Linked DNA regions of Homo sapiens: region 2 is linked to region 1. Evidence: read pairs that join two places in POLR2A ChIA-PET (ENCODE). Cell type or tissue: PC-9. All regions are shown on one strand. Links, peaks and the distances in the headings refer to the core of each region. The heading gives the core; the rest is flanking DNA.

The links. Peaks named below come from ENCODE experiments on the same cell type or tissue, not always from the same donor. Only the 100,000 strongest peaks of a DNase experiment are listed, where the experiment ranks them.
Region 2: POLR2A ChIA-PET joins it to region 1 with 7 read pairs; 6 of 35 experiments call an interaction of 5 or more read pairs at or near these places.

The regions. Positions count from the first base shown.
Region 1 is chr5:112,162,245-112,167,627 of GRCh38, reverse strand. It overlaps EPB41L4A (erythrocyte membrane protein band 4.1 like 4A), which reads left to right. Exons shown (of 23, transcript NM_022140.5): 23 at 2,510-5,009. The coding sequence ends at 2,638. EPB41L4A-AS1 (EPB41L4A antisense RNA 1) reads right to left here. Exons shown (of 3, transcript NR_015370.2): 3 at 5,127-5,383. Among named protein-coding and RNA genes, the nearest start is that of SNORA13, 3.5 kb to the right of the region's middle. RefSeq lists enhancers at 809-1,486, 1,487-2,164. In PC-9, for the core only: no CTCF peak of the experiment used is centred there; no DNase peak of the experiment used is centred there; H3K4me3 peaks cover 528 bases; H3K27ac peaks cover 1,377 bases.
Region 2 is chr5:112,216,685-112,222,067 of GRCh38, reverse strand. All of the region lies in intron 12 of EPB41L4A (erythrocyte membrane protein band 4.1 like 4A), which reads left to right. Among named protein-coding and RNA genes, the nearest start is that of SNORA13, 58 kb to the right of the region's middle. RefSeq lists an enhancer at 3,971-4,472. In PC-9, for the core only: no CTCF peak of the experiment used is centred there; no DNase peak of the experiment used is centred there.

The sequences.
Region 1 (5,383 bases), core at 259-5,258:
GACAAGGGGGTTGAACTTTTACACATTCACACTCACCCCATAGAAGTCACTGGGTAAGGGATGTTCTGGGAAGGGGGATTTCTCTTCAACTGAGGGCAGTTCCTGGGGAGGGGCTCAGTTTTGAGCTACACGGCAGGCAACACTCCCAGCAGCTAGAGAATGAATGCCTCAGTCTAGAATGGCGATCTGCATGGTAAACGCAGCTTCTACTATAATCTGCATAATATTTGATGAGATCAGCCTGGGAGAGCTAATAGGTTGTCCAAATAGACGATTGGTTTAAAGTTGACAGTACTTTTTCAAAATTATATTCATGATTAAGTTTAGGCTTTGCATTCTGACTGACCTGAATCATTTGTGTTTCATCTCTGTGTACTACTTGTGTAACTTTAATACTGCTAAACTTCTAAGCCTCAATTTTTATACAGTGTAGATAACCTACCTCCTAGGGTTATTGTGATGATTAATAAGCAGTTATCTTTCGGTGTTTTTTTTTTTTTTTTTGTCTTAAATTTTAGTTGGTTTCAATACAAGTAGTAATTTTTATTTCCACTCAGGAATTAAAAAAACTTACACATATTCTAAGTTGGAAGAATAGCTTTCACTTTGCGGGATACAAGAACTCACATGCATCTTCTGATCAGTGGCACTGATTCTAAGCCTGTCTCCAGGACACTCTTGATTTTGAATTCAGTAAATATCCAGTGAGCCCATCTAAGGAGTGTTGAGCACTGGTCTGAGCAATCAGCAAACCATGGCCTAAGGGCCAAATCTAGTCTGCTGCCTTTGTACAGCCCAGAAGCCAGTAATGGTTTTTACACCTTTAAAGGGTTGTTTAAAAGCAAAACAAAATAACAGTAACACGTGACACAAACAGGATGTAGTTTACAGTCTGGCTCTTTATAAAAAAGTTTGATGACCCTAGCCTAGACCTGGAGGCATAAAAGTAAACAGTTAAAACAAATAGGAGTATGCATTACAAAGAAATGCCTGAGCTAGAGAAGCAACAAAGTGACCTCACTTTACATGTTTAGGGTGGTCAGAGGCCATCTCAGAGAGTGGCATTTAAAGCTGAGACCTGGCAGGTGAGGAGCTAGCCATGTGAGTGGCTGCAAGGCTGATGTAATCAGAGTGAGGAATGTAGGGAAAATGCTGACTCTGGAGAGGGCCTGGGTATTTGAGGAGCTGAAAGACCAACATGCAGTGAGCTTGAGGGGAAAGGCAGATAACACAGGGACTTAAAGGCTGTGGGAAGCGTTTGGATCTTACTGTTTTATTCCAAGTGCTAAAAGGAAGCCACTCATCTGGCTGCCAAGCGGAGAAGGGGCTGGAGTGACCAGTGGAAGCTGGAAAGGTACATTTTTAAGGTACAACTTTAAGTTCTAATTTCCACCACAATGCCACCAGAGTTCTGGCAGTGACCTGCCTTACACCTCACCTTGCCTTTTCACGCAAAGGCTGCTAAGAATGGGGAAGAATAGCAACTTAATTTCTTAAGGTCTGCAGAGTGGACAGATTCAATCCTAGACAAACTTACAACATAGTACTTATTTCAGGTCCTCTCCTAGCACTTTTTTTCTGGTAATTCTTCTGCTGTATTCTCCTCTCACATTCACTGGTGTTCTCTTCCCACCTCTGGCTATCTAGAAATCTTCCATCCCAAATAGATGGGTTCATGCTTCCCATGATAGGCAGAATAATTATTCCATCAGTGCTTTTTGAATGTCAGTAAAACAAATTAAGCCAGTCATAGGAACAGATTAAAGGTAGCTGCATTTTAAGAGGGATTTATTTATTTTTAGCTCAAACAAATCTCAAAATAGATTGGGACGGTATAGCCCATTATTTATGGGAATATACATTTGGGGAAGGAAATATGCTTGCCAGCCTGATACACTGACAATGTTAGACCATCCTTGGAAGTAAGAGGAGGAGGGGTTCGCATAAGAAGTAGTAGTTGTGAGTTAGTGTCATTCTCAGAGCCTCCACCAGTGATGATGGGAGATGTGTAAAACCTAAGTTTTACAAACTAGTGGATGTGGTGCCCAGGCTCTGGTAATGAGCTGCCCTGTTTCTCCGTATGAGACAAGTGATAGGGGCTCACAAGACATTGTTCCATTCATTGACTACTGAAAATATAATCAGGGGATTATAAATTGCCTCCAAGTCTCCATCACTATCCTGTTTGGAAGAGTGAGGTTGAGAGCCTGGTTTGGGAATTGTTAACAAAAGTAATGACACTGATTTGGGTGAATTATGCCTAATATTCATGAATAAAATCGTTATGCATGTAAATGTCAGACTAACTTTGTATATTAAAGTTTAAATACAAACTTTATTTTGCACAGCTATTTAGAGGGAACATTTATTGAATAGCTTTTGGTATTATGAAACTTTTGAATTAACTCAGTATCTTAAATTTAAGAGCAGCTTGGTTTCTGATGTAATTAAAATACTTCATTTGGCTGTTTTCTTCTGAATCTTTCTACATTTTTCAAATATATTTTAGAGAAGAAATGGGTCTAAAGATAGCCTGATGGAAGAAAAACCTCAGACATCTACAAACAACCTGGCTGGAAAACACACAGCAAAAACAATAAAAACTATACAAGCTTCCCGCCTCAAGACAGAGACTTGATCCTGATGAAGGGTCAAGGGTAGGGGTGGGAAGGTTGTGTGCGCCACTGGTACTTTTGAAACTGTGAAATAGGTATCTTAATTCAAATCTCAGACCTGCAAGTATTTCTTCAGCATGAGAAAATACATTATCTTTTGCTTCTTTTTTTTTTTTTTTTTGAGATGTTATCACTCTGTCGCCCAGGCTGGAGTGCAGCGGCACCGTGTCAGCTCACCGCAGCCTCCACTTACTGGGTTAAGCGATTCTCCTGTCTCAGGCTCCCGAGCAGCTGGGATTACAGGCGTGCACCACAACACCCGGCTAATTCTTTTTGTATTTTTAGTAGAGACAGGGCTTTGCCATGTTGGAGGCTGGTCTCGAACTCCTGACCTCAAGTGATCCGCCTGCCTCAGCCTCCCAAAGTGCTGGGATTATAGGCCATGGTTTAACTACAGCACAGTTGTGCTGAAGGACCTTTTTGTTTTAACTGGAAGAATAAGTATTTTGTAAAAATTCACTTGATACCACATTTTCATTTCTGGAACAGGATAGCAATCATTCATTTCTATCTTGTGTCTGTGTCCACCACAACCAAGACCAGATGCATCTGATGAACATTCTGGAATTCTGAACTGCAGCTAGCCTGCTGTGCAATAGTACAAGTGGGAGGACGTCTTCCCAGGGCTGGGCTGGTTCTCAACTAGTGCCCAGATGCAAAAGGACTGAGGCATCACTTTCAGACTGCATATATTTTTATTCATATAAAGTTCTTTATAATACTTTATTTTGTGGTGTTAAGTTCCACCAGTTATTTACAAATGATGTAAAAAGCTTTAAGTGTTGTTAATTTCTAAAGTGTTCTTGCGTTTTCAGAAGTGTAAGTGGATCTCAGTTGATCTGTCACCCCAAACCTCAAATGATCCATCCACCCTGCTTGGCCATCTAATTCACCTGCTCTCCCCAGTGACTATTTTGTACCTTTCCTCTCCATAGATGACTTTGCAATCTACAGGGAAAATACTTATGCAGGACATCTTATATCTCCCCCTTACCACGTACAGTTCTCTCCACAGCTGCCAGCAGCCCTAACCTTTTTGTCTCTCCACCTGTGCTTTGGATGCTCTTCTCCCAGCCTTTTCAGGATCTTTGTCTGTCCTCCTATATTAATGTATTCAATTATTCTCTCAGCTAGATCCTTGCTACTTGGTTTTAAATTTAAGACTAAGATTAAACAAAACTATCTTTCACAACCACAAACCCCCTCCCGCCAAGCAACTAAGATTTTCCTCTCATTCTCAGCCAGTTTTCTTGCAAGCAGTATCTTTAGTCATTGCCCTCAATTCATCTAATCCCTATCTTAAGCTATCTCTAACATGGATCTTTCCCTCTACTCCACTAATATCAATCACTGTGTTACTTAATCCCAGGGAGAATTTTTAGGACATTCTTTTGCTTCTTTAATATAATCCTATTTTGCTCCTACCACTGACCATCCTTTCTGGCTTATCATGCTTTACCTTGCCATTAATTAGTGGAGTTTCTCAAACTTCAGACCCTAGGCCCTCTTCCTCTACCACCAGCAGATCTCATTTATACCCATGGCCTTAAGGTTTATTTCTGTAGTTTAGACTACTGAGTAATGTGCTACTGCAAAAAGACCATTTGGGTTTCTCAAAGGTAATTTAAAAATTCAGCTGTTTAAATGCTGCTCCCCAGCTGAATCTAGGGTCATTATGCTCATCAGTGTGCAAGCTGGACACCTAGCAGTTATGGACACCTCCACTATTACCACGTCTAGTTGGCTCTGTCATCCAACTATAAACGATCTTATTTCACTAATTTTACTAGTCCAAGCTGGTCTCTTGTCTAGACAACAATAAGCAACCTAGTTCAACTACCTTTTCTTGCAAATCTGATTTTCCACCATGGATTTATCTTGCTTTAATAAAGCCAGAGGGAGCCTGAAGTGGTCTGGCTTCTTTACCTACCTCTTCAGCCTCATTTTGTAACACTCTCACCTCCCATAATAGCCATCTTACAAGCCTCAGTAAGGACTCAGTTCTAAAACAGGGCACTGAAGAGGGAAAGCAGCCAAAACTGTCTCAAAAGTAAGTGGACTAACGGTATCTTTTTTCTAGCCCAAGCCTCTGTATATGTCATTCCCCCAGTTTTGCCTTGTGAAAAATATGACACATACCTTTAGTCTCAACTCTTTCTCAGGTTTCCCTAAGAAAATCCTATCACGGAACTCATCTCATAGTGAAGTTTTACATTTGTGATGACATTCCCTCCACTTATCTATGTTTCCAAAGGGAAGAACTGTGTTGTGCTCATCATCGTGTTCTCAGCTCCTAGTACAGTGCTTTCAATAAATTTTTTGAATACCTCTATACATTATTTGTCGTTTCCTGCAAAGCAAAGGCAGAAGATATGGCAACATTAAATGTACAATTTAGTTGGAGGAAAAATACGCATTGAGTGCAGTAAAGCACACCTGTCACTAGAAATCAGTCTAGTTCTAGCCACGATTTTTGAGTCACTGGAAGAAAGTACATTTCTCTTTGGGCCAAACACAAGCTATTTTAAGGCTATTAATTATGGTGACAGCAGTGAATACTGATCAAAAAAGAACCCCTCCTCCCTTATAACTTTTTAGAAATAGCTGTTTCTGGCAGTTAATCACTTAAAACACAAATGCCAAAGTGCATTAATATATTTATTCACATCCTCACTGTCTTAAATGTGTATTTACAGACTCCAGCAGGT
Region 2 (5,383 bases), core at 313-5,312, 54 kb before region 1:
AGGGGGAAAGGCAGTAACTGTTAATTGCAAGGAGCATTAGGTAGACCATATAGTCAGGTGTATGTTTGTTGCAGGCTGTTAGCCTTTGTTGGCATCCTTTTCTATTCTGCCTTGAAACTTAGGCTTATTTTCCATCTGTAAAAGATTTATTAATGTATGGCGAGTCTGGTTAGATTTTCTCTAAAAAGTTAATGTTTTCAGTCTTCTTGGGAGTGTTTAGCATTCCAAACATAGCTACGAAAATTAGAAAAGCAAGCAAAATGAAAGGGCTATTATATATTCAAGTTAAAATCACAGCTTTAGTGAGTTACCATAAATGACACCTTTTTTCTTTTTCTTCTTATTCAACAAGAATTTATTGGGCACCTCTTTGGCATAAGACCCTATTTTATAGAGCACAGAAAATGGAATAAAGCTTGGCCCCTAATCTGTAGGAACTAAGTCATATACAAATAACACAGCCGTCAGTTATTTAGCACTTACTAAATTCCAAACACAGTGCTAAAGGCTTTATATAAATTGTCTAATTTAATCCAGCTGTGCACTATATAAGTAGTTAGTGGTGTTCCCATTTTACACAGGAGAAAACTGTGGCCCAAAGTAGTTTAATAACTTGTCCAAGATCACAGGATCAATTTACAATGGGTAAACTGGCAGAGCTGAGAAATAAATCTAAGTTTGTTGGACTTTCAACCTTGTACACTTAACCAGCTGCTTTGCAAGACTAGAGAAGCAATGCTGGAATGCAGGCAGGACATATCAAGTGGCATAGAGTGGAGCACTGACAGAGTTCTAAGTGTCCGGAAGGATAATTTGCTTATGGCTAGAGGCAGTCCATGATGCTATTGCAAAAGAAGGGGGTTTTAATGGACAGGTGAATTAAGGCAGTAGATTTCAGGCTCGTGTATGCAACTGCTAGGGTGGATTGTATAGGGGAGAAAAAGTAGTAGCTTCCTCACTTATCACTAGGTTCATGGCTGAGGTCCCCATAACAAAAGATTAACAAGAGAAAAGTGTACAACTTTGTTTAATATAAGTTTTATATACATGAGAGCCTTTAGAAATGAAGACCCAAAGAAATGAGATATGTGTATATTCATGGACAGTCATGCAGAAGTATGACTAGAGGACAAAAGGGTATATTCTAATGGTAATAACCTGGAGGGGGGCTTAGCAAAGGTTGGTTGTTTGGATTCTTCTTGGTTTCCCTGTATGATATCCCCTCCCTCTGGGTAAAGCAGGATATCTATCACATGAGGGATTCCAGGGGAAAAAGGAGGAAGAAGGTCAGAGAGTTACCTTCTAGGTTTTAGACCTGTTTCAGGAGAAAATGACAGAGGGTTGGGAGATGAGAGGGGCTTTCTTGCTTCTGCTGTTTTCTCAAATGCCAAGGTGTTATAGTTTGGGGTAGCGTGTCCTGATCTGAGTCAGGTGGGGAGGGCAACACACAGAGGCTTTCTAAGATGTACTTGGGCACAGGTAGTTTTCATTGAATCAATTTCTAGATTCTCTTTTCTAAAAGGCATATTCCTGTGGTAGTATACATACTGGTTCTTCTGTCCAGCCTGCCCTTTTGCAATGGACCTTCTTCCATTTTGCAAAAGAAAAGAGCCCTTTCCTACATCTGGAATCTGTTAGACTGCTTTGTCCATAAGCTTTGAACCTCTTGGGGTTGGTATTGGGAAGGTAAATGACTCTAATTATCAAGTGACATATCCTTTTCTAAGTCATTTTCTCATTTTTACTTGCAACAAAATTGAAGGAGGACCCAGCGGATTTGTCACTTGATAGAACATTCAGAATAATTTTGGATAATATATCACTGTTAGATATCTAACTCCTTAGAAGTTCTTTGACTCAGTGGTGATGTCTTTATAACAGAATACATTACATATACCTCTACTTATTTTGAACATGGGTTCACAGCATCGAAAATCAAAATAAAAGTAGGAATAGACTTGTTGCTAAACTGTTTCATTCTAGCAAAAAATAACATTTGTAAATAGATTTGATACATGTAATCATTAGGGAAATAAAACCACCTCTGTTTACCTCATTAAAAATTGCTTTCTGGCAGGGCACAGTGGCTGATGCCTGTAATCCCAGCACTTTGGGAGGCCAAGGTGGGTGGATCACTTGAGGTCAGGAGTTCAAGACCAGCCTGGCCAACATGGTGAAACCCTATCTCTACTAAAAATACAAAAATTAGCTGGGTGTGGTGGTGGGCATCTGTAGTCCCAGCTTCTTGGGAGGCTGAGATGGGAGAATCACTTGAACTCAGAAGATGGAAGTTGCAGTGAGCCAAGATTGCTCTATTGCACTCCAGCGTAGGCAACAGAATGAGACTCTGTCTCAAAAAAAATTGCTTTCCAATAAAAAATTTACTTTTTATATTTAATAATTTATCAGCATTAGTATGGTGTACTAATATACTGCTACTAATTATAATAACTTAGTTCAGAAGAAATTTTTTACATTTAGAGCTTTATGGTCATGGGAAGTAAACACTTTATTTTTATATTTTGTCATAGAGAAGTATGATAAGGTGATAATAAAAACTTTTTTATTAGTTTGTTCTCACATTGCTATGAAGAAATACCTGAGACTGGGAAATTTATAAAGAAAAGAGGTTTAAAAGACTCACAGTTCCACTTGGCTGGGGAGGCCTCAGGAAACTTGGAATCATGGCAGAAGGCATGTCTTCACAGGGCGGCAGGAGAGAGAATGAGTGCCAGCAGGGGAAATGCCAGACGCTTATAAAACCATCAGCTCTTGTGAGAGTTCACTCACTATCACGAGAATAGCATGGGGGAACCACCCCCATGATTAAGTTACCTCCCACTGGCTCCCTCCCACGACGACGTGGGGATTATGGGGATTACAATTCAAGATGAGATTTGAGTTGGGGACACAGCCAAACCATATCAACTTTCAAATTCAAAACATATTAGGGATAAATTTTGTAGGTGAAGTAGAATTGAAATGCAAACACAAAGAGAAAAAAGAATGTGATGAAATTTATTAACTGCTAAACAACTCATTTCATATGTTTTTAAAATGGATGACACAACGAATCGGTATGGTATTTTATTACATTGGATATGTTTAAGGGAGTCATGAAACAGTTCTAGTTTTTAATGTCATATTTATACTTCAAATTATATCCTTTGGTACTATTTAAACTTTTCATGAAAAATTTTAGGTATCATTTTGAAACAAGCACAAGGTACATTGTTTTTCAAAATTCTTTTAGTGAGTGCTTGCGTAAAATAAAACACTACAGAGTCCTTGAGATGAGCTCAAACGTGGAAGCAGACAAAAAACTTCCCAATTTTGCCTTAGCTAAATAAGCATTTTAAAAACAATCTTGATATACAGGTATGCTTAGTTTATATTTGCATTTACTTTATTTACTATTAAAATTGCATCAAATAAAAACCTCAAAAGTAGTGTTCTAGCACTCTCCTCTGAGACAGAACCAGCTTTAGGTTAGGTATGGAACTATCCACCTGCCCTAGACCAAGCAAGCATAAATTGTGGGGCTTGAGAGATGGCTGGAGAATGTTTGGTGTGTGTCAGTCGGCTGTGTAGCCCTGATAGAGGATTGGAGGAGAGGGCACCAGGAGTACCACTGGGAAGGATGTGAGTGATCACTCAACTCTCTTCCCTCAAACTCGTATCACAGGAAGAAAAACTTGATATCCAAGTGACTCGTGACACCTCTTGATTCCAGCTGACCATTCATAGATAGGTGTTATCTTTGGGTCCAAGAGGGCTTGAAGGAACAATGTGCACCCTCTCCTGTTACCACATCTGGCAGTCTTTCCACGCTGGTGTAGATTACAAATCTTCAGATAGAAGTCTCTCATCCTACTCCTTTGAAGTTCTAAGGGAATGAGCAGATGCCTTCCTAGCCTCACAAATCCCTTTCTTGTTTTTGAACCTGGCATTCTGACCCACAAGGAGGACTGTCTGTGAGTACCTCCACACCCTGTAGCTCCTCCACACACTCTGTAGCACTGGGGGAAGGGCAGAGGAGGAAGTGCCTTTATGTGCACTCACAGTCCCAAATTATCATTTTGGTAATGACGAAAGCAGAGGGATCCAGGAGAGTACTGGGTCTGGGAAGAGGAAATTGGAAGCAGAACAACTCAGGAGGGGGCCTTTCATGCATAGACATGTTTTCCTAGCATCTTTCTCCTCCACACCCATTCCTTATAATCTACCCTCCAGCTTTTCAGTAGAATGCCTTCTTTGATCTTGCAGTAGCAAAATTGGTGTCTAAAAAGTCTATGTATATCTAGTAAAAAGGCAACTGCTTAAATATCACTCTTGGAACTTTAGAAGGCAGAAACATTTTTTGTGTTTTAAGAAATGGAGTCTCACTCTGTCACCAGGCTGGAGTGCAGTGGTGTGATCATGGCTTATTGTAACCTCAAACTCTCAAGTTCAAACAATCCTCCTGCCTCAGTCTCAATAACTGGGATGACAAGCATGGGCCACCATGCCTGGCTAATTAAAAAAACTTTTTTTGTAGAGATAGGTCTCACTATGTTGCCCAGGCTGATCTCAAACTCCTAGCCTCAAGCGACCCTCCTGCATTGTCTTCCCAAAGTGCTGGGATTACAGGAGTGAGCTACTGTATTCAGCCCAGGAATTCTTAAGCAGGAATCTGGCTGCCTTTTGGGGATGAGCCAGGTGTTTGAACTTAAACAATTAGCCATTGGATGCAGAAACATCTTTATTTTCCAAATTATGTTTTAATATTTATTTTTGCTTTATAGAATTTAATGAGCATCTGTTTTGCCAAATATAAAATTTTCCAGCTGGATGCGGTGGCTCACGCCTGTAATTCTAGCATTTTGGGAGGCTGAGGCAGGTGGATCACCTGAGGTCAGGAGTTCAAGACCAGCCTGGGCAACATGGTGAAACCCCATCTCTACTAAAATACAAAAATTAGCTGGGCATGATGGTGGGTGCCTGTAATCCCAGCTACTCGGGAGGCTGAGATGGTAGAATCGCTTGAACCTGGGAGACTGTGGTTGCAGTGAGTGGGTGGCTGAGCGAGACTCTGTCTCAAAAAAAAAAAAATTCCATGATGATAGGAAAATTATATAAGGTTTTCTTGAATATTTAGCTATTTGGCCGTAATTTGTGGTATAGAAAAAGAATGTTTTATTTTGCTAATTTGCTATACTGCCATTTTTTCCATAGTACCTAGTCTAAAGTTGGTGAAATTAAGGCAAAGTCACTTTGAGCTGTCAATGTGAGAAATAGAGCTAAAATATATTTTCAATTATTGGTCAGTTCTTAATTCACAAATATCATGTCTTTTGATAAGTTGAACTGGGTTAGGTCATGCAAATCAGATTGTGTTAACTGA